Regions from separate parts of the Mus musculus genome. Here all the other regions are linked to region 2. A link is a loop called in an ENCODE intact Hi-C map of the cell type or tissue named here. Cell type or tissue: left cerebral cortex. All regions are shown on one strand. Region 1 has its middle 300 kb from the start of Tmem135. Region 2 has its middle 110 kb from the start of Rab38. Region 3 holds the start of Grm5 (glutamate receptor, metabotropic 5).

Evidence for each region. Hi-C counts contacts between places; a loop is a spot of excess contacts. Peaks named below come from ENCODE experiments on the same cell type or tissue, not always from the same donor. Only the 100,000 strongest peaks of a DNase experiment are listed, where the experiment ranks them.
Region 1: a loop joins it to region 2, with 3 times the contacts of the local background. A loop is called at or near these places in 2 of 42 quality-filtered maps.
Region 3: a loop joins it to region 2, with 18 times the contacts of the local background. A loop is called at or near these places in 6 of 42 quality-filtered maps.

The regions. Positions count from the first base shown.
Region 1 is chr7:89,032,025-89,040,024 of GRCm38, forward strand. No RefSeq gene overlaps it. Among named protein-coding and RNA genes, the nearest start is that of Tmem135, 300 kb to the right of the region's middle. In left cerebral cortex, no CTCF peak of the experiment used is centred here; a DNase peak (open chromatin) is centred at 3,657.
Region 2 is chr7:88,539,785-88,547,784 of GRCm38, forward strand. No RefSeq gene overlaps it. Among named protein-coding and RNA genes, the nearest start is that of Rab38, 110 kb to the left of the region's middle. In left cerebral cortex, a CTCF peak has its summit at 4,836 (motif pointing left); a DNase peak (open chromatin) is centred at 4,812.
Region 3 is chr7:87,583,233-87,591,232 of GRCm38, forward strand. It overlaps Grm5 (glutamate receptor, metabotropic 5), which reads left to right and starts at 936. Exons shown (of 11, transcript NM_001143834.1): 1 at 936-1,308. In left cerebral cortex, CTCF peaks have their summits at 1,221 and 3,166 (motif pointing right); DNase peaks (open chromatin) are centred at 1,182, 2,247, 3,207 and 4,099; H3K4me3 peaks cover 4,858 bases; H3K27ac peaks cover 3,498 bases.

The DNA.
Region 1 (8,000 bases), 490 kb after region 2:
CAGTTTGATCTCCTTCCTTGCTCTGGAACCAGCAAGCTCTCACCAAATCCAGTTCTGATAATGTTTCTTCTAACTTGCCTCCTTGTTAAAGCTCTGCATTAAAACATTGAAAGACAATGCATGCTGTACTCTTCTCACTCCTCTTCTTCAGATGGCAGGAAAGAATAAGGTCTTCAAATACAGCTGGCACTACTCCTATTTGGCTTTAGATTGATGATTTTCTGGGATACAGTGGGCAACAGATATAAGATAGAGTATCTAGTAACAGCTGCATGGACCTTTCGGGGTGGTTACATTCACTACCATTATCTGCATGGCTTGTCATCTTATCTTCTACTGTCTTCTTGGATGAATTGTTCTCATATAAAGCTGATAAGACTGATCTTTATTAAACAGAATGTGCATTAGTTGAGATACTTCCTTACAAACTTAGGAAGCATTTAGGGTAGCAATTTTCTTTTTTTAAAATGATTTATTCATTTTATTTATATGAGTACATTGTAGCTGTCTTCAGACACACCAGAATACATCAGATCCCATTATAGATGGTTGTGAGCCATCATGTGGTTCCTGGGAATTTAACTCAGCACCTCTGGAAGAGCATTTAGTGTTCTTAACCACTGAGCCATCTCTCCAGCTCCCTAAAGTAGCAATTTTCAACCTGTAGATAGCAACATCTTTGGAGCCTGAACAACACTTTCATGGGGGTCACATATCCTGTATATCAGACATTTACATTACAATTTATAATAGTAGCAAAATAACCATTATGAGGTAGCAACAAAAATAATTTTATGGTTGGGGGTCACTACAACATGAGCAACCATATTAAGGGGTCACAGTATTGGAAAAGTTGACAGCCCCTGATTTAAAGAATCGTTTACAGGTCCAGATAGCCACAGATAAGCTATTTAGAAAATTACTGGAACCCATTGGAATGAAGCTGGATAAACTTCATTTAGACTTCTTATCTCCATGTTCATAAAACTCTGAACATTTCCATTCCAGGGTTTTTCCTCTTCCTCATATCTTCTAGCGTCTCTCAAGAATTTTTTTATTTCTCCTCAGACATTTGAATATAATCAATGAAGAAGTAGCACTATCTAGGACAAAATTGAAGTCTTGTCAATGAAAATCATGTCAAGAAAGTATGAACACCCAAATACTAATGAAAGCAATAAGAAAGTATGAGCTTTTTAACATCTCTGCCAGATATAATCAACCTGGTGTCTCTTTTAGACACACTAGCTTCTTCAGATCTCACTTCTGGACTCTGCCTCACTTCTTTCACGCTCCACTTGCAACTCTAACTGGAATCTCTACCTCCTGGGACTGGGGACTATAGATTTGGAATTCTATTCACTCTGGTAAAGCCTACAGACATAACCGGAACACACCAACAAGCCAGTACTGGGCTGGAGCTGGAGCTGGAGCTGGAGCTGGAGCTGGAGCTGGAGCTGGAGCTGGAGCTGGAGCTGGAGCTGGAGCTGGAGCTGGAGCTGGAGCTGGAGCTGATTCATTACCTTACTGGTTACTTTATTGCTAGATCCAATTACACCTAGCCAACAGTAGCAAATAGCAACAATAGTTATAAATCCAAATGAAGCACCATCACCCATCAACCTACATTCCACAAGTATCCAGAAAAACTATACATAAATAGAAAAGAAGGCTACCTGGTCTTTATAAGTCTTCCCATTAGAGATGGAATCTTTTGTCATGGAAAGCCCACCAGAGGTGAATACTTAGACACAGTTTATAGCCAATTGGAAGTCTTTATTCCACTCAGTACCTAGGTGTGTCCTTAAGTAGAGTGTTCAGAATACAGGGTTTTAAAGGCAGAAACCATTTCTTGGGCTCTTACTCCACAGCTTCAGGTTAGGTGGCAGGAGCTTTGCAGGAGCAAAAAAAGTGGTTAGCTGTAAAGGGTTAAGGCTAAGATAAGTCAGGAGAGCATTGTAACCTTAGAGTTTGGTACTATTCCATGGGATATTCCATCATGGAGATCAAATTCTAGTTAAACCTGTAATAGCCTCAGTGAGAATATAAGATGGAGGAAATTTTGTGGGTCCTATCACACTCTGTCCTCTCATTTTGAATCTAGGCATGTTTGGGATCTATCGCTAATCTGAATAGAATGTGTGGCAGTACAGAAGCTAGTAGGTTCCCAAGGCTCAGTTTACAATGAGACACTGCTCCTGTCTTTTCCACTCAAACATTTACTTTGGAATCTCTGAGGTACCAGGTATGCTGGATAGTTTCATGTTAACTAAACTAAAGTCACTTTAGAAACTCAATTGAGAAAATGCTTCCATAAAATTGGGCTATGGGCAAGCCTGTAGGGCTTAATTAATGATTGATGGAAGAGGGCCTAGCCATTGTGAGTGGTATCATCCCTGAGCTGGTAGCTCCCTGTTCTATAAGAAAGCAGTCTGAGCAAGCCAAGAGGGACAAGCCAATAAGCATCATCCTTCCATGGCCTCTGCAGCAGCTCCTGCCTCCAGGTCCTGAACCTTTTTGAGTTCTTGTCCTAACTTCCTTTAATAATGAACAGCAATGTGGAATTATGAGGCAAATAAACCCTTTCCTCCCTAACTTACTTTTCATCATGGTGTTTCATCATAGCACAGGAAACCCAAACTAAGACACCAGATGACAAGTCTACTTTTCCTAAGGCCAGCATGCTGCCAAAAAGTCCATGTCTCACAGAGCACTAGGTAATGTCCGAGGTGACAATAGACATAAGGGTGAAGATATCTTCCTCAGTCACAGAATCACCCCTCACCAGTGGAAGCTGAGGCAGGACTTTCTCACTGTGTCACCAATCAAAATTGCTAAGATCAAAAACAAGCAACAGAACATGCTGGTAAGGATGTGAAGAAAGGGAAACACTCCTCCATTGCTGGTGGGATTGCAAACTTGTACAGCCACTCTGGAAATCAATCTGGTGGTTTCTCAGAAAATTGGAAATAGTTCTACCTGAAGGCCCAGCTAAAAAGCTCCTGGGCATATACCCAAAAGATGCTCACTGTGTCTGGAATTTTGACCCAGGGGCACCATTGCCTTTGCAGAATACTTGTTTTGAGTTTCTAGCCTTTGCACACATTGCCAAGCAGCAGTCATGACTAGAGCAAATAGTGAAAAGTGCTACTTAAAGTCAAACAGGCATACAATTAAATTTCAGCTCTACCCCTTGCATGGAGATAGCTAGCTACTTAACCTCTCTCAGTATGCTTAGCATACTGAGTAGCAATAAGATTTATAATGGCACATTCATGAGGAGCCATATGGAAAGACATGCCTCCCCTAAGTGTTCCCTTCCTCCCCTGCCATTCTTCCTTATCCTCAGTTCCACTGAACCAATTACTGTCAAATGGTGCTAATGAAACAAATCTATTACCATTCATCTGAAACTGCATTCGTTTATATGAATAGAGGCTGAAAGGAATGCCTTGCCCAAAAGCAGACTAACACAGAAGCCAAAGCCTTGAGGATATCCTCATCTTGGTCAACTGACAAGTAGGACTTAGGTGTATACTGGGATAGTGAGCATGGTTCTATTTAGAAGCCAGACTAAAAGTTGCTTTTCTAAATGTTCTTCCTAGATTTTAGTACAAGCCAAACTTCAACATATGTGTGAATCTGTTAAGATGTAGAATTTTTTTTTTAATTCAGTGAGTCCTAGAAAAAGCTTGAGATCTTTCATTTAAGTATCCAGATGATGTCTATATGGTTGATCCACCAACAGTATGTTGAGCAGCCAGCACTAAAGGACTCTGTAAAAAGGCTTGTGCTAATTACTCAATGAATAATTCATCTCTGGTTTCTCTGATTAGCAGAACAGGACAAATTCTTTCCAGATCCCTGCCTTCCTAGGAGGATAGCTCAGTTGGCCGCAGGCTGAATACAGTCATTTTCTTCTATAACCTTCCTCTGTAAGGGTCCTGCAATTACATACTTTTTATTTACCAACTGTTTTTTTCAATGCAGAGTTCCCAGCAAGCTGTGATCAGAGATTAATCTGTTCTTTCATAGCTGAGAAAGTGAAGCCTACCTAAGAACACAGATCTTCTAACTTTGAGTAAACAGCATTAACTTACTGACTGTGAGCAATCAACGTTTGGGATGGCCATGACATGGCTATTGACTGACAGCACTAAGGGAAAATAGATTTGAACAAGACGTTATAAGAGACCTCCTCCTCTTTTGTTTTAATGCAACTTTGATACTAGTTATGGTGGAGTGGGGCGGGCCATTCACTATGGGGAGTGTTCTCCATTATATGTTACAGCACTCTTAAGATCCTCTGGTCAGTGCTATTTAGATAATCTTAAAGGTGAGGCACCTGCACATCCAGGACAGTTAAGTAAACTGCCTTACACTCGCACAGGAAGAAGTGGAGCAAGCTTCAAGGTGAATGCAATTGACTGTAAATCTGTAGTTTCCCCCTTAGCATCTCCTTCAAAACAGGGTGTTTTATGGATATGCTGTGTCAGTCAGTGAAGTTGCACAGGTTTGATAGATTGGCTGATTTATTGACAGATTGGTTGATAATACTGGCAGAGATCAATGTGTCTTTTAGCCAAGTCAATCCAGGGCTGACTTTTATTGCTTCAATTTGGCCTATAATAGATGTGGCTTTTGCTCTCCAGACAGTTTGTGAAGCAGAATAACTCGACTTGAGCTCATATTTCACTGAAATCTGCCACTCAAAGCGTTATTAAGAAGGTCTCACTTGTTAAGCTTGGCTCAAGACAGGAATTATAAGGTGGGAAAAAAAGCCTGTTGTCATCTTTGAGATACAAATGTGTTTGAGTCTTTCTCATCAGTATACTCTGACTAAAGACCAAGATTGGATAGTAATATATGAGACATCAGTGGCAGAAGGAACAACTATAGCTCAGGAATGAAGAGAAAACAAACCTGAATGTATGGAGGTAAGGTGCTAAATGGAAGTTCACTGTAAAACCTCCAAGTGGCAAGAAAAAAATGGAACACCAGGTGTCCTTACTTATATCTAGACACAGGAGTGGGTCATTGTCAAAGGTTTCAAGGATCATATTCCAAGTATTTAAAAAAAAACTGGGTTGGTTATGGGAAATGGATGTGCTGACCATAACACATCAGCAGAAAATACGGCTGAAGCTACAGAAGAACAAGAGTGCTTCTGTGTTGAGAGAAAATTTAAAGCAATATTCTCATCCCTTTCCCCCTTCCTCCTGTCTCCACCTCTCTCCATCCACTACCCTCACCAATACTCTCCCTTCCTTCTTGGAATCCCCTATCATCTCTGTGCACATAGCTCTGTGTTGCCATGGTGAACACTGTGTTTATCCCTCCTCTGCCCATCACTAAGAGCATCTGGATCTCTAGGGTCAGGTGATGAGAAGAGTTGAATGCATTTGGTTCAGTGTCAATTAGGACTGAGAATTCACAAGCCTGCATTCACTTACTCAATGATTTGGAATCCAGAACGGCAATGGGACTTGAGGTGCTTACAACAAAAGGAGCAAGGCCTGTAGCAAACTCTTGAAAGGTCTGCCTGCCTCTAAGGATGGAGGGTGGAAACATCCAAGATCTTCAGAAGCATAAACAGAACAGAAAAGATAAAAGTCCAAAAATAAATAAATAAATAAAAACCCAACAAGTGTCTTTGTTCTTTTTCCCCTTCCAAACAAACCCTTCTGATCCATAACTGCCAGACTCAATGTTTGAGTGCCAGCTGAATGTTCCAAGGCCTCCAGTCCTTTCTCGGTGAAAGAAACAACAATAAAATCAGTACATGATAACGTTTCCTCCTATTTTGTACAATCATAAACGACTGCTGTGTGCTGGGCTCCAGGATCATGCTCTGAGCCAGCAGAGGTAGTATAGTCACATGGAAAAGGGAGCAGTTCCAACGGACGATCATCCTACAGCAGAACAGTTCTCAAAGGATGACCATCTTCTCCCTTCCCTCCGTAACCCATGATGGGCCAAGGGATCTTAGTAAGAAGGTAGATGAGATCCTTTGGGGTTCTGCTTAAAATGCCTGTTTCTAATATCACCCTAAACAAGTTTACCCAAAATCTGTGTTTGTCAGCTTTCCATCTTTATATCAAGGCATAACCACTTGAAAGGAAGAAGGCGTAGTTTTGATTTGTGGTTTCAGAGCTTATGCCCAGAGGCATCTGGCTGCCTTGCCTTGGGAGTCTGTGGTAAGGCAGCAGACAGGGGGAGAAACATAGCTGCTTACTTGATAGCCAGTTGAGAATAGAGAAAGAGGGGAAAGAAAGGAGAATCTGTGACCAGGATCTCAATTTACCAGTCAAGAAAACACTCCTAATGGCCTACTTCCTTCAACTTCACCCACATCAGCTGGGGACCATGTTTCAACCTGTGAGTTTTGGAGACCCATTTGAAATCCAAACCACAATAGCATCTGAGAGGTGAGAGAGCCACAGAAAGCTATTTTAAAACAACAGCCAAGGCAATCTTTTTCTTTTTCCTTTTCTTTCCTTTGAGTAAAATGTTTGAGAAGCATCAAAAGTGAAACCCTGAAGGAGCCAAAGAGAAGAATGACTGAAGAGTGACAGGAGGCTTCCCCAAGGAGTGACAGTGTGACAGTTGAGTTGAGTGTCAAACGTATATACCAAGAAAAGAATGCTACTCAAGGATTCAAGGCAGAGAGAAAAGCAAAGCCCAGAAGCATGAAATCTTGACAAGCGCTGAGGTGCGGAAGACAGAAAACTGGTTACATCTTAGAATCCTCTTCTAAAGCCCGGAAAGCTTTGAGCCGGGCTGGGAAGGGCCCTGTGTGCAAACCTGAAACCACAAAACGTTCAAAGAGTCCGTGAAAACAACTTCTCTAGCCAGGCACGGTGGCTCACATCTGGAACACTAGTAGGAGCTGAAGAAAGGGTCACCGCGACTCTGAGGGTAGCTGGCGCTACAATGTGAAATCCTGTCCCATAAAGAAAAAAGGAAAAGGAAAAGAAAGAAAAAGGGGGTAAAGGAAAAGAAGAAGAAAAGAAGAAAAACTAAAGGAAGAGGAGAGAATAAACCCCCTACACCAAATTCTCTGAAAGGTGTGTGTGTGTGTGTGTGTGTGTGTGTGTGTAGTTCACATATCACTTCTCTGGTGTTTGCATATCCTGCCATTGTCCTGGCCTATAAAAGACCCCCAATTTTCATTCAACATGTGTTAGTGAAATAAAAACAGAAGGCCTCATTCCATCTAAGATAACTTTCAAGAAGGAATGAACTTCTTGAGTTCCAACATGAGCAACCTTTCACAAAGTTGAAGTAGAACTAAGAAAAAGTATCCCTTGGCCCTCTTTAGAGAGCCTAAGTAGGTGGGATGGACTTTGTCTGAAACAGCCAACACTCCTATGCTCCTGCATAGTCCTAGAGCCCACCTGTGAGATAAATGAGGCTGAGGTCCTGAGGTCCTAGGAGATCTGGCAGACTTTTCTGGTTATTTAAAAAAAATACCTCTCTCTCTCTCTCTCTCTCTCTCTCTCTCTCTCTCTTTGTGTGTGTGTGTGTGTGTGTGTGTGTGTGTGTGTGTGTGTGTATGTATGATGTATTCATGTGTGAGACAGTGGGCATGTATATATCACAGCACATATATGGAAGTCTTCCCTCCTAGGTCCAGGAATCTCAGATGACTGTATGTCAGGCCTATCTTTCTCTGCCAGTTTCTGTCCCAGGACTTAAATTTCACAACTAAGGCTTTCCAAAAAGCATTTAGACAGTCAGATTAGATGCTTGGGGATAGCACAGAGAGTAAAGTGCATGAAGACCAGAGTTTGGGTCCCCAGAATCTACATAAAGATGAACACAATGTGAACATCTGTAATCCCAGCCCTCTGACTGTGAGACGGAAGGCAGAGACAGGGGAATCTCTGTAAATACAGGAACCAGCTAGCCTGACATGCCCACAGGTGAACAAGAGACTGTTCTAGGCAAGGTGGAAGGTGAGGACCCACAAGCCGAGGTGTCAACCACTGACTTCCATA
Region 2 (8,000 bases):
ACTTCTGAAAATGGCAAGTCTTGCATAAATTCCATTCGGCCTAGCCATGTGAAAAGGAGGAGTGATGAAATTTTCATGTGAGTCCCTAAATTGCTTCCAACATTATATTAAAAAATACTGTCCATTTTCTCCTGGTAGTCCCTAAAGGACACAATCTAAAATTTTCCTCAACTTTGTTCCAAATAAAGAGAAAAGGAATACATAGAGAAGTTTTTTTTTCCTACCTCAGTTAAAATATTTTTATTTATTATGTGATTTTTGTTAATCTCACCAGGCAAAAATAAGACCATTACCACAATTTTGGAGCCAAATTTGAAGCAAGCTTTATTAAGTACTGGCCAGGACCATGAATATTGGCCAGTCTATACCCAAGAGTATGACATCAAATTACATTAGTCAGAGGTGTAGAAAGCAAAACCCAGAAGGCCACATACTTCCCACCCTTGTCCAATGAGGGGAAACCATACGTCCTAATATATTTCCTACATTTCTCCTACCTACATATGATCAAACGCATTCTGGGCAGTTGGGGCAGTCAAGCTTGTTTACAGACGGGGAAAAACGTGCCTTGTTTCCCCCTTCCACCTGTTATTGGATATTTTCTTTATTTACATTTCAAATGTTGTCCCCTTTCCCAGTTCCCCGCTTGAAGTCTCCTATCCTTCCTCCCTCCCCCTGCTTCTATGAGGGTGTTCAAACATCCACCCACAGGCTCCCACCTCTCCATCCTCAGGTCCCCTACACTGGGGCATCTGTTGAATCTTCATAAGACCTCTCCTCCCATTGTTGCATGACAAGGCCATCCTCTGCAACATATGCAGCTGGAGCCATGTTTACTCCTTGTTATCTTATGATGACCACAGCCCTCAGCATTCCAGGAATTTATTTGATAAACGGGGCTTACAGGTTAGATGCTTTTGTTTTATGCTATGTCTTAAGCACAGTAGTTTAAACTTAAGCATAACTTTAGCCACCACACTTTCAGGTATGATTTAAAATTAGTTCTTTAATTCCCATTGTTTGTTGTTTTGTTTATTTGTCAACTCTACAGAATAGCTAGGGGCTTCCTTTTTTTTTTTTTTTTTCAATTTTTTATTAGATATTTTCTTCATTTACATTTCAAATGCTATCCTGAAAGTCCCCTATACCCCCCCCCCCCGCCCTACCTACCCACTCCCATTTCTTGGCCCTGGCATTCTCCTGTACTGGGGCATATAAAGTTTGCAAGACCAAGGGGCCTCTCTTCCCAATGACGTCTGACTAAGCCATCTTCTGCTACATATGCAGCTAGAGACATGAGCTCCGGGGGTATTGGTTAGTTCATATTGTTGTTGACAGATGTCACAACATAATTTTTCTGAGTAAGTGAAAATTGCTCACATTTGTGTTGCTCTCATTTTAAAATGAAGTTTGTGGGCATATAGCTACTGCTTACCAGCCAAATGCAAAATGAGAAATTGACAGAATTATTTTTGCTAGACCATGGAGTCATTGGCCATTTCTTCTTGTTTTCTTAACTAGATGTTTTTTAAGAAATGAAAATAAAGTAATTTCAATCACAATTTCTATAAAGAAAATCCTACACTGACTGCTCCTCTGCTATGGCAAAGATTTACAGTGAATTAAAATTAATACTGGATACAACTTGACTATTCTCTAGTGTAGCTTTGAAAAAAGTGGGGTACAGTAAGATGGTGAGTAAACAATAACTTATATCATCACTCTCTGAGCTACATTAATTTCCATATTTATAAATAAAATAAATATTTCCTTCCCTGCAAGCGTTGCTATAAGAATCAAATATAGCAGAAATAAAACTGGAAATAATCAATCCCTAACAAAAGTGTGTTCAATGGCATTCTCTGCTGGCTAGGTGACTGGCTGAGGGAATGAGAGCTCTACCTCCTTACTCTCTTTCTGTGATCCCATTGCCTCCAGAAGCCATTAAGCAATGGGTGTGACTCACAGCAGGCCATCTTCATGGGATGGGAGAAGAGGGAATTTGGATGGGCAAACGGACAGGACCTAGCTAATTCACTTTTCACTATTTCCTGATTACAATGAAGGTAATGGCAAGTCCACAGGAACATTCATAAAGTTCGTTTCCCCTCGCCCCAGCTTTGTGGACACCACCACTATTATTATCTATTCCCCAGGCTAAAAAGGAAAGTATACTAGAATTCCTTTCCCTCCTCTCCCACTTCTATCTGCTTCTCCCTGTTCTTAACAGCCCAGAGGAAACATTTCAATGGCAGTAATGTCCTGAGAGGAAAAGTGTAAAGAGGAAAATAAGCAAACAAGGCTAACAGCCTCTGTCATGGGCTGTTATCTATATGACTACTACTACTTCCAGTTGCAAGTGTTTCTATTGGTTACCTAGGAGTTTTTGTCTACTCTACTTACTCCTGTTAGAGTGTACAAGTGCATAACTGTGACTCTAGTATTTACTACAAAATATTCCAGAATCTTTCTGCAACAGACTGCAAAAATGACCACAATTTCCTCCTACTTTTCTATGTATTAGCCAGGTCCCCTTGTGATGTGATGGTCTTCTTACCAAGCAGTGGAATCTCTTTCCTTTCACTCTTGGAAACAGTTCCATCACCAAGAACAGGCCTACCCTGACATAGTAGACAGGAGACTTATTGACCAGTGGTTAATACCACTGCTAACCACCAGCCAAACACCAAAGAAGAGCCAATGGGCCACACCTAGCTGAAGGACATGACATGTAGCTGATTTTTTTTTTTTTTTATCCTAACAGCTACAAAGTAGAGCAGAGTAGCTGCATAAAGCTAACAAGTAAGTATGTCAAATATACCTGTAAAGTTTCCCATTGGAAAGACAGTAAGATACAAATAAAACCCACAAATAATTTGGGTATCATATGGTCTTTCTGAAATAAATAAGAGGACAGAATTTCAGATTTGATAGATAAAGACTTGGTGATTTTGTTTGTTTGTTTGTTTGAAAGGCCTAAAAAAAAACCAAAAAAGATATTTCTAAAACATTTAGTTTGGAAAATAATAAACACTGTTGCCACTTAAAACAGTAAGTTAAGACTTTCTGGTAAGTGTGTATTAGCCACTGAGACTGTGCCATGAGATAATTACTATTCAAGGAAAAAATTATATCTTATTCTTATACATAAAAATAGCTAATGAAAAAAGAAAATAAGCCCAAGTGGGATATTTCTTTGTAAAAAAAAAAAGCTGTCAATCTGGTGATTACAGCTCCAACACATTGCTTTCACCAGGCTAGATTTATTGCTAGATGTAAGGTAGGAACTCTCATTGGTACAGGGAGTAGGAAGAGAAAGAGAGAATATGATGAATAGATAGATGATAGATAGATGATAGATAGATAGATAGATAGATAGATAGATAGATAGATAGATAGATAGACAGACAGACATGTAGGTAGAGATAAGGATGTGAAGCCCCAACCAGAGGCTCGAGACATCGTGCTCATAGAGTTTGTCAGAAGGTTGATTACTCTTAAGCTCTTAGGTGACAAGACCAGATGAACAAAGAGGGAAATTATTCCTAGAAATGTTTCCAACTATCCAGGAGTAGTGAAGTCATGAATCTTGGAGAAGAACCTATAATCATCATTTTATTAAATCAGCATAATTCCTAACTACATTATAAATATTTGTCTTTATATCAGCAGTTAAGTTTAGACTTTACCCCCATCATAAAAAAAAAAAATTCTCTTTGCAACAGATAGAAGCAATTACAGAAAACCACAACCAAGAAAATACAGTTATAGTAACCAGTTCCTATGGGGTCTATATCTGTAGATGTCTTTCAAATCCATATTTTATTCATATTTTATCTAATATATATATTTGATTAAAACAATTTACAAAAAATTCCTGCACTTAAGGCTCAGGCTATTGCAAAAGAGAATGGAAAGACTATAAGAGTTAGACCATCAGGAAGTTTGCTTTGAGACTATGTTTCCTAGCAATGTCAGAAGCTATGTCCACAAAATTTAAACAGCACGACTGCTTAAACTTATGCTGATCAAGAACAATAACAATATACCCACCCAAAGTGGGTGAGGGAAAGATTACAATGCCTCCACTTTACACAAAGAACTCAAAGGAAAGAAAGCTGAGAGTAAGAGGAACAGTCTTTTCCAGGAAAGAGCATATCAGTAGGTCAATCAGTTCCAAGGTGCGAAACGGTCATCCCTGAAAATGTTATATACAAGTAACATACAGACTATATACATATACATATATATATATATATACATGCAACAACAATCAGTGAAAACTGAGGCCATGGATTTGAAAGACAGCAAGGATGCTTTTATAGGAGGGCTTGGCGTGGAAAAAGGAGAAAATATTAAAAATAAAAGAAATAGTAAAATGTTTTTGATATTTAAAAGACAATGACAAAATATGTAAAAACAATCCTCAAAACACTAAAGACAAATTTGCAAGTTGCAGGCAGTACTCAGACAAAAGGGTGCTGGAAAGTGGTCTTTGTATGCAGAAATTCCTCCCACCCAGAATAAAACAAGGATTTTACTTTGAATCACCTTCTTTAGGAGTGGCACATTTTTGAATGAGTTTTTGAGTAGAAGCAAGTTTTGAAATAGAAGAGGGTAGCTGACTTACTGAAGCATGATGCTGCAGCACAAAGCCATGGGCGTGCTATTTTCCTTGCTTACTTTAGGTTTATTTTGAGTTTCCCTGGATCTATATCTCCTTGTCTGAAAGAAAATATTTTGTTTATACTAGGAAAGGGTTGGTAGGGCACTATAGCTACAGTGCACATAGAAGCTATCCATAAAGGTATGTGCGCCCCCTTGTGGCTTTTCAGTAGTCGAGTAGACATGTCTATGAACTCAACAATACTCATTAGAAAGAAAGATGAATCTCTAGCCAGGCCCAAACAATTATTCTCCATCCTGTGTTCTCATATAAGCATTAATAATAACGCATCTCCTTGCAATGTTAGTAAAGTCACTTTACACCAGATCATCAACTGATTCCACTGTATCCTGCCACCCACCCGCATTACTTCTTTAGGCAAATCTCTCACTTTTTAAAATTGAATGCAAGATATTACTGCAATTCTATTGAAAGAAGGTTGCATAATTTCAACATTACACATGATACAACTTAGTTTTAGCTAATGTAGACATTAAGAGTGCATAGTCAGAAAGAATGACCTTTGAACATCTCTGTGTTTATGTATTTTTCACTGACGTCCAGTTAAACAACAAAAGCTAGGAAGGCAACAAAAGAATGCCATTTTGAACACTGATACGTTATGTTTGCTGACAAACAGGGGGAGAGAATTCAGCTTCCCTTAAAAGCCTAAGCACACAGAGAAGTCTGAAGCTCTTTTGTTGTGGTTCTATGCGGGGGTCAGATGAAGGCCCTGTGGGGAAGCTGATGTGTGCAATCTTACAGCAGAAAATAAAATTCTCACACAGAGCTAATGTTGTAGCCAGATTTTGTAGCTGACAAACATTGTAAAGAAATGCAAGCTAGTGAATGCAGCTCCATGTTTGGATTGTAAGGCTCATTTGTTAGTGATTTCTAATTTGCCTTGATTGTCATTGTTTCAATTTCATCATTCCCTGAGTATGATATATGTTAGTGTTTTGTCTAAGCTCCTCCCCACAGTTACCTGGCAACAGCCAGGTATGCCTGACTCGATATAAAAGGAGCTGCTAAAGACCTCCTCTCTTTCTTTCTCTTGCTCTTGCTTTCCTGCTGCTGCTCTCTGCCCATTCCTTTCCCCCATCTCTCTCCACGTGCTCCTGGCCAGCCTCTACTTCTCTAATCTCTCTCTCTCTCTCTCTCTCTCTCTCTCTCTCTCTCTCTATCTCTCTCTCTCTATCTCTCTCTCTCTCTCTCTCTGCCTTTCCCTGCCTCTACCTTGAATAAACTCTATTCTCTACCATACTGCCATGTGTCTGATCCCTTAGGGGGAAGGAATGCATCAGCATGGGCACCTGACTACACCTCCACCTAGCATATCCCTTCCTTTTTTTAATCTTTTTATAAACAAATCAATGTCTGTATTACTTTCTTCAGATTGTCAAGTTTGTCTGTCTTCATTCTCACAGAAACTGTTCTTCAGTTTTGATTGCTCAGTGTAATAATATTTCCAGTGCTACCCCGAAGTTAAGCCTCTCTTGTCATGCTTTGATAAGGGACAGAGGAGTATCTGAATCATCTCCTCCTACCTGCACCCTAGTCAGGATACAGAGAAAAGGACCAATGCTAAGTCTGGCATTGCCATGATAGGAATGGAATGGCCTAGTTCTCACCCCTGGAACCAGGCAGGGTGTGGGCCTCCAAGAGCGTTGATGAATGCTGTGGGCCAAAGGATTGTTTACATATTTTCACACTCTGCCTTCAAGAAATGTCCTCTCTGCCAAGGAAATGACTCTGTGATAATCAGAAATACCATGAGTTTAGGAAGAAAGGATTTATCAGCAAAATAGTAAATGATGTGATCTTCTGGACATCCCTTAAGGATTTGAGAAAGAACACTGAAAACATGAGTTTAAAAAACATATAATTTCTAAACTAAGTGAAATATAAGGATACAATATAAGTTGTATAAGGAGCTTCCTAGAGCTAAAGGAGCAGAGGCAGCTGTGCTATGAGCCAGCTTGTCAGAAAGATGCTAAGGAAGAAGATAAAGAGATTTAGAGAGTGGTGATCCCAGGGCAAAATACCACTCAGATAAGGTTTTTTTGTTTTGTTTTTGTTTATTTGTTTATGCTTACAAAGGTAGTTAGATTCCTGAGTTCAGGGTCAGCCTGGGATAAAGGGAGTTTAGGTCAAGGGCCCAGGCATTGTGGTCCCACCCACCTATCTTATTGTCTCTGTTTGTGCTTGCTCTCTCTTCCTAAAAATCAACAGGCTGAGGGTGACAGGTCGATGATTCATGGGATAATCAAAAGGGAACTTGGGGTAATGACTGAGTTAATATGTAAATAAAAGACTGGGCTTTTGATTTGCAAGAGATGAGCTATCTAGAGAGTTTTAAAACTGCAAAAAAAAAGCTGTCTCACGGAGAGAGCTGTCTGGAGATCTCCAGAGAAAACAGAACATAGAGAGAGCAGTCAGGAAAGCTGTCTCAAGTGACATGGCCATCAGCTTGTAACCCACGATTTGACTTCAAGTCATATGCTTCACTGCTCCCAGACATGCCTTCACTCCAGAATCCCTCTCGAAGCCCAGGCTGGTCCTTGGCAGACCAACAAGAGGAAAGATTGAGGAAGGATCCTCACTGAACAACACAGTTTATGAATTCAGCTATGAATCAAATGTTGGCAGATGTCAGGTAAGAATGGTAAAAGAATTTGAGGAGACTTATCACCACCCACAGAGTCCATTCCAATCAAAGTGTGCAGTTAGGAGGAAAATGGAAGACACTTACTCTGGAGTTAGTCCTGACTTCCAATTTCAACACCTCTGAACTGCCTGAATTTGAAACGAATCAGAATGTCAATTTCTAATACTAAATTACTGACACCCATATTATCATATTGGTTTTTGGTAAGATGAGTAACAGACTTTGCATTTTTGCAACTTGAGGGTATTTACATAATTATAAAGGTTGTGAGGTAGGTGAGTGAGGAGAGACGTAGCTCGGTTTACATCCTAAGTTTATAAACTTAAGTGATTGCATGAACCTGTGGATCTTTTCTCATCTCCTTGACTCCTGTTTTCCACCTCTGTTTGTGTGTGTTCGTTTGTGGTCTATGGACTTGTGTATGCATCCAAATTTCTTCATGTGTCCTCTGCAGCTTCCATTATCTTCACATTTTTGCCACTGGAAATCAGGATGGAGAGACAATATTGTCTCTAATGTTAAATGTGTCTTCTGTCTCCCACTTAATATCAAAGCAACAAAACCAACTATTCATATCACTTTTGTGTGTGTGTGTGTGTTTGTTTGTTTTTTGTTTTGTTTTGTTTTTTTCGAGACAGGGTTTCTCTGTGTAGCTCTGGCTGTTCT
Region 3 (8,000 bases), 960 kb before region 2:
ACCTGGAGTCTGGTTCTAATGTGTTGCTGTAAATGGGCTATAATACACACATATGGGCAAATGTCTTTTAATGCTTGACATAGTGTTTTAAATGGATACTTCCCTTCTTCCGTTCCTTACTATTATATCACCGAAGTAATCAAAGAAACACTACCTTGTTGTCAAGGACCCACTGACAAACATTAGTAGTTATTAATAACTGGTGTCCTTGACTTCAGTGTTGTGCATGTTTTAATCATTAATTCAGCTACTGAAAGTACCTGGCTCCTTTAATTTGCTCAGGCAATAATAATATTACCCAATTATTCTTTTGTTTAAATTAAGCCATGCAAGTAATTTATAGGGATCCCTTTTATTCTTTTTCTTTCAGATATAATGTGAAGGTAACCTTAGCATTTTTGATGTCCATAGACAGTACTAGGGGTATCAAAGAAAAGGATGCCAAGCAATTGGAAGAAGTAAAACATTTAAGTCCCACAGGGAAAGACTTTTAATGGATGTAGGAAGAAACATTTTTAAGAAGTGCAGACAAATGCAAAATGACATTATTAATGACTCAAGACCATTAAATACATTGGTCTTTCTAATCACTCGGGCTTCTGAACCGTACTTGCAGTTCTCTGAATCTCATTCTCTCTCTCTCTCTCTCTCTCTCTCTCTCTCTCTCTCTCTCTCTCTCTGTGTGTGTGTGTGTGTGTGTGTGTAAGTACAGTCTGTGTCACTCTCTCTCTCTTCTCTCTGTGTCTCTCAGTCTTGTGTTTGTCTCTCTGTTTCTTCCTACTCCTCTCTCTGTCTTCCAGCAATAATACCCCTTCTCCCAATAACTGTCAGGAGTTTCGTACTATCTTCAGAGAGAAGCTGATTATCTACCTGCTCTCCAGCTTCTCTCTGAGTGACATGCCACCCACGCCTCCCAGCACAGCTCCTGCTTCTCCATCTCTGGGTGGGAATGAGGTAGTGAGGAAGTCCAAGACTGCCCTGGCCTGAACCCTGAGACCAAGAGGCTCTAGGAGCAGTGTTCACTCACTGATCCAAGGCTAGCCAGCCGCCCCCAATTGCACTCTGCAAGAGTAGGAGCCAACCCAGCGTTGCGCTTCCAGCTGCGTCTGCCCGGGCGCAGCACGTGCTCCAGGCGCTGGCGCGAGAGAGCGAGCGCCACCACCGCGGGCCCGCAGCCGTTCTGCTGGCTGCCACTACAGCTTAGATCGCAGCCACTAGCGCTTCTGCAGCAGCCAAGGCCGCTACGAAAGCGCAGGGAGCTTGAAAGGAGCGGCTGTCCAGAGGAGCAAGGCTCAGGGAGCGCACCTGGTAAGCATAGCGCTGTTTTTCTTTCTCTCAGCTGTGGAGTTACCAGGGATGTAGGATGCCGCCGGAGCCCCTCCCCCAGTGCAGGGATGGAGAGTGAGCGAGCAAGGGGCGGGTGCTTGGACTAAAGGGACCCAGAAGGGCAGGTGGTGGGCAGGTGGACGACAGGTGAAGCCAGGGATACTAGAAGGTCCTGCAAGTTTAAGAAAGTCACCCCGCAAGGACATGTGCTCTATAAATTAGACATGAATTTAGAGTCAGGAGCCTGGGCTAATGTGGTATGGCTAAATGGGAGGTTTTTGAATATCTTTTTGTTTTCATTCACCTAACTGAAGGATTTCAGTGGGGTTGTTTCCACAGAAAATAGCTAAAATAATCAGTGGCAGAAAAAAATAAATAAAACCAATAAAGCCCCCCCCCCTTCTGTCTCATGCTGGTACATGTGCAATGATAAAGCATGCACTTAGCGAGGGAGGAGAATTTTAGATCTCTGAGGATATTAGATGTTTGGGCTGTAGTAAGCACACTTGCTGATGCTGCACCCCAAAAATGAGACAGGGAAGAAGATTATGGATGGTTTTAAATACTGTATTACAATTCTAAAATGACATTTGAATGACTATAACACCAGGACCAAGAGATTCTCTGGAATCATTAACCCATTTATGAGATGTATCAGCACGTCTGGACCCTTAAAGCTAAGATTATATATTTCTAGCAGTGAAAGGAAGATTTTTTTTAACCTTAAATTTTCTGACAGAACTTTCATAAAGGATGATAATGAAGAACATGGAGATCAAGAGGAAAGAGAGGGGAGTTGAACAGACTCCATGAGCTATGTGTGGTAGTATAGCAAGGAGAGTTGGGTCTGTCAGATTTGGTACCAATGTTCATTCAGTCACACCCTGAGAAGCCCTTAGGCCATTGTCTAGGAAAATATGTGACCTTGAACAAGACTACCAAGCATTGTACACTTATTCTCTCCATCAGGAAAGTGGAAAGCATACTGCATTTTAGGACACTGAAGTCTCACAAAATAGTGTGTGTTTGTATAAGCTTGAAGAATTGTACAGGGAAAGAGGGAAGGGAGATATCCGGAAATACAGGCAAATAGATTGTAAAGATGTTCTCTCTCCAAGTATTTTAACAGCTGTAACGTTCACAGTGCCATTGGATAATGCATGCTGGTTCTATGAAAGGTCTATGGGAAAGGTTGAGTCCAGCCAAACATTCAGGCCCATGCAAAGATTATGGAGTTTTGACAGTTGTTTGGAAAATTTCAAATGCACAAAACTTAAAGTTACATTTTGCTTATTTGCTTGTTTGTTTATTTTATTGTCTAGCGAAGTAGCATTTGAAAAACATATTTTGGTGATAGGTTGTGAAGTTTTGGGGTTTGTTTGTTTGCTTTTATTTAACTTAAGCTTTGAGAAGTTACCTGGGCTTGATTATGGTAAAGAAAATCACATCCTAGTTTCAAGGTTTGTCACTGTGTGGCAAATGAGGATTTTGGAATGAGACAGGAATGTTCTGTAATATGAGTAGAAGGCTTAGGGAGGGAAGAGAAAAGCGATATTTCTCTTAGAGCATGCATGTCTATAGCCCAGTGGGCAGCAGGCAGCTGGCACATACCATGTTGATTCCTCTTCTACTTGACTGGAGAAGTCATCTCTAGCCCTTTTCTGTCAATGCATATTCATTTATAGAATTTGGAGATTTGCATTGCAGATGCTGAGATGGTATGCATTCATAAACTCATCTCCCTGGGTGTCTTCAGCTCCCCCCATCCTGAATGTCTGGCCATGAAACTAGTGTACCCATCCTGATCTGCCCAGGAGTCTGTGTTCCTAAAGGAACTCACTGTGCCACTTGGTGGCACCAAAAAGTTGCGCAGAGAAGTCTCTTCTCTATAAATACTAACTACCACCCCTCCCTCCTCCGCTCTCTCCCCTTCTCCCCTTCCCCCTGTCTCCATAGAGGGGAAGATTGCTGTACATGCCGCCCTCAGCTCCGCTGTTCTGAGCACTCCGAGCACAGGGGATGAGCTTGGGATCATCTTGGGGTTGGGGAAAAGCCCAAGAAAGGAAAAGCTGGCTCAACCCCATTGATTTCTGCTGCCCAACTTTACTCCGGGGGGCTAGCTAAACAGCATCTCACTGCCTGCTGCGTGGCCAACAGGGGGTAAGCTTGCTATGTCTGTGTGCCCAGGTATCTATCCCCAGACCTGTCAAGGATTTAGAAGCTTTAAGCATGCTGATAAGCTCACAGTGTGGTTTGGAGGAGGGGACTTAGATGAATCCGGGGTGGCCAGAGCAGAAGAGGTTCACATCTGCTTCTTTTACAGAAGACCATTATTAATTAAACCTGTTGGTGGAAAAGGCGCGAGCAAGAGGGTAAAGCAGGGGGAGGTATGCAAGGTCTAAGATAGGGATTATGCACGCCTTTGGATCCCCGTGTCTGAGCTCTGAGGAAAGGAGAACATGGTTTAGAATGCAGACTGGCTTACCCAGTCCTTTGGAGAACTCAAAACTGAGAAAGCAAAGGTAGAGAAGGGAAGGAAGGAGAATCACTTCTGGGTAATAGATTGGTTTCTCCTCTGCCTGGGGCGGGGTGGGGTGGGGGTACAGCGTTTGGTGCTGAAAGCACAGCTTGGGATTTATTGTTTCTATCTCAATGTCCTTTGAACGCCCCCAACCCCTAGCGCAACTTCGTGCGCTTTCTTTTTCCTTGGATATAGCTTTCCCTTCCTTCCAGACACAAAGCTACCCAGGGGCAGCAGATCAGAGCGCAGAAGAGGGATCCCAGGCTACAGGGACTTGGAGACAAGGAACCAGGAAAGTTCTACCAAGCAAACTCTAGTTGATGTTTACAGTAGCCTAATCTATTTTGGGACATTTCAGCAGGAAGTAATGGTTGACCTGGGTGATTACCCACCTAGTTGTAGGATGTATGGCTGTTCGTATTTCTCTTTAGAGTGCATGGTGTGGGAAAAGTGACTTTGAGAAAGTGATAACAGATTCTTGTTTTTATTTAGTCAGAATCCTGGAACTGTTTCACCTGAATTAGCTTGGGTATCCAAACAAGTAGGTAGTGCTATGCATCAATTTATTTCTTCATAAGAAATTGGTATTCACAAATGGAAAGGTGGACTCACCTTTCTTTCTTCCTTTCAATATCCAACTTTATATTTTATTGTTTAAATTGCTTAAGAAGTGAACTAGTGATCTCCTGTATTTCTAGTTCTGGTAGCAAATTGGTGCCTATAACAACAGTCTAGTGAGAATGCTTAGCACTAAGGGCACCCCTTCATCCAGCAAAGATTTATTCTGAGTTATTTGACACCTTATTATGAGTTTCAGAGGATATAGGTGTGCTATTTTTTTCTTGTTGTGAGTGCTTTGTGCTCTTCTCTTATGGAGTGGAGGGAATTTCCTCCATTAATTTCTCTGTTAATTCTGTGTAATACATATTAAATTGTCAGTTAGTAATCTTTTTGTCATTTGTGGAACTTTCCATTTTGAAGGATTGTTGGTTTAGAAATAGAAAACTTTGCTTGCCAAACTCACTAGGTTAATGACTTGCATTCTACCAAGTCTGCATCCTTCTCCTGGAAACTTCTTCAGCACCTTGGACAGGTACTCATACTATTCCCTAGGCTTCACTGGACACTTACTGAGCAACAAACCACCACTTAGATAAAAGACTTTTCCTCGTCCTTTACACTTTATGATTAAATGTAAAATTCATGTATTTCAACTGCATCTTCTAGAGCTCCATGATGTTCCATAGCAGTGTTTTACCTGTGGGTTTTATGCCCAAAAAGGACAGAGGAAATCCAAAGAACAAAAAAGAAAAAAGAAAATGAAAATTTAATGTCTATTTATTATAGGCACTCTGAGGTTATTTGGATAAGAATGATATTTGAACACCCCATGTACTTGCTTAAATCTTAACCTGTTATCAAATGTATACACAGACCTTTACCATTGTACACATCATAGCCATTCAGACTGATATCCAGGGAACACTGAAAAATTCAGTAATAGATATTTATCCACGTAAAGAATATCTATGATTTGAGAATACTTGGGTAAGGAGACACCATTTTCTTTCTTTTTTCTGAACTGTTATTTTGTCATGTTTCCTACTAAATTAATTGGCTTCACTAAAAATGTTTACATTTGTGAGTAAATAACTTTCATGATTCTTATTTTATTCAAAATGCATTGAGAATTTTTCAAGGAATGTTGCTATATTGACTTTTTGAAGAATGTTGGGACTATTTATGCATTTAGAAATGGTAAATTAAAACTGAGGATGGCGATGTATAACTTAAATCTCAGCACTTGAAAGGTTGAGGCAGGAAACACAAAAGTTCACAGTAATCCTTAGTTATGTAGGAAGTTAAATGAGGCCCTGTAACAAAAAGATGAAGAAAAATTAAATGATAGAAGAAGATGAACACTAATCAGAAAAAATGAGATTGAATAAATTGTAAATATGTACATAATTGTATTACTTGAGTAAAATATGTATGCATGTTTTATTCAAGGTTTGCTACATTCATGGAATGAAGAGGCATATTTCTTTATACATTTTTGCTATTGGATATATGGACACATATATGGACTTAGACATTTGTGTATGTACCATTTTCTTCACACTATTTAAATACATCCAGCTGAATCTAACTTTGTGAAAAAATGATGATTCTTTTGATATATGTTTTTGAGAACATGACAGTGTATTACATAGAAGTGTCCTTGATTTGGAATTATTTGTTTGGAAATATTAATTCTGATGCTAAGGCATCTCTTTATGTCCTTTCTTGTTGTGTACGTAGAAGACACACAAGAAGGGAACATCCAAAGAAGTGGTTTTATTTCATACTCAAATGACCTAAGAATGTAACATTTTGACTTTGATTTTTCAACTGTTTACAAATCAGAAAATGCTTTCTTGATATTTTCTCATTTCATTTGAATGAAAGGGTTTAAATACAAAAACATGCCAAGATTTGTCTCCATGGCTCCAGTATTAATGCAGAGGAGACATAAGTGTATACTTTAATGCTAATAATATTGTTTGAAATGCACTCACACAGAGAAACAAACACAAATGCATCTATGTTTGGCGATAGGGCTTCCAATAAAAGTTTTGTAGTAGGTCAATGCTTGCCAGGGCAAGTATTATTTATTGAGCATGTTAGGGATTGTATCAAGTACTAGATGTATTACATTGCTAATCATCAAATGAGTCACATGATATACTGGTTTTAATTTTTTTTGTTGTAAAAAGTGAAGTTTTTCTTTCATTGTTATAACATGAAAATGGTACCAAGAAACAACCCCCAGAACACATACATATGCTGTGTGTTATAAAATTGTCAGTATGAATAGAACATACCCTGTTTCTATAGCATCAGTCTATAATGCAGATATTTGTGGAGGCTCTTTTATGATTGTTCTCAGTCTGTTGTGGTTTGCAGTGTATTTTATTAGTGAATATTTGGCACCAGATTGCATGAATGTGGATCTCACCTTTAGTTGAGTATGTGAATTTGTAAACAGAATTAAATCATGTATATGATTTATATATATTTCATTATATATTATTATATAAACAAATACCCAACTTTTCTTGTTTGTAGTGGATGAGGAAAGTTAGAATGATATTAATACAACCAAGTGAGTATGGGAAATTAATTGCTCCAATTGGAGTAACTTCCCTGACCTGTTAGTGATGAATACATAAAAGTAATTTATGGCAATTTGTTGTCTGCACGACATTGGATATAAAATGCTGCCTGAGTTATTAACTTTCTCAATAGTCACATGAATTTCTCTCTCTCTCTCTCTCTCTCTCTCTCTCTCTCTCTCTCTCTCTCTCTCTCTCTCTCTGTCTCTCTCTCTCTGTCTCTCTCTCTCTCTGTCTCTCTCTGTCTCTCTCTGTCTCTCTCTCTCTCTCTCTCTCTCTCTCTTGCTCTTTCTAATTTTTTTATTGTTAACAGCTGTTATACGGTGAAGTGGACTACATAACTTGTCTAAAGTCTCACTGTTCCTACCACCCCAAAGCACAAGTGTAAACCCAGGGATATTTGGCTCCCAAATTCTAGCTTTTGGCACGAATATTATCTTGTAACTTGAACATATAGAGTAAGCTGTATTTTTTCTCTTTTTAAATTTCTTTCTTTTATTAAATATTTTCTTCATTTACATTTCAAATGCTATCCGGAAAGTTCCCTATACCCTCCCTCCACCCTGCTTCCCAACCCACCCACTCTGGCTTCCTGGCCCTGGCATTTCCCTCTACTGTGGCATATGATCTTCGTAAGACCAAGGGCCTGTCCTCCCATTGATGGCCGACTAGGCCATCCTCTCCTACATATGCAACTAGAGACATAAGCTCTAGGGAGTACTGGCTAGTTCACATTAATTTTTTTTTTAATTCTACTAATTTTGAGTCAGCACCATCTCCTTCCACAAGGGAGTGTCCAAATTTTTTTTTCTAAAACATTTTAGAATATTCAAAATTAGATATGCAAATTTGTGAGAAAATCAGAAATCAAAATGGTACATAATTACAGTTTCAAACATTTTCTTTTTTTAGACAAACTCTTCAAGAAAGTTAAAGGGAAGAATCAGAAGCAAGAAGTATATTTTAAATAGACATGATTTTGCTGTCATTACAAAATG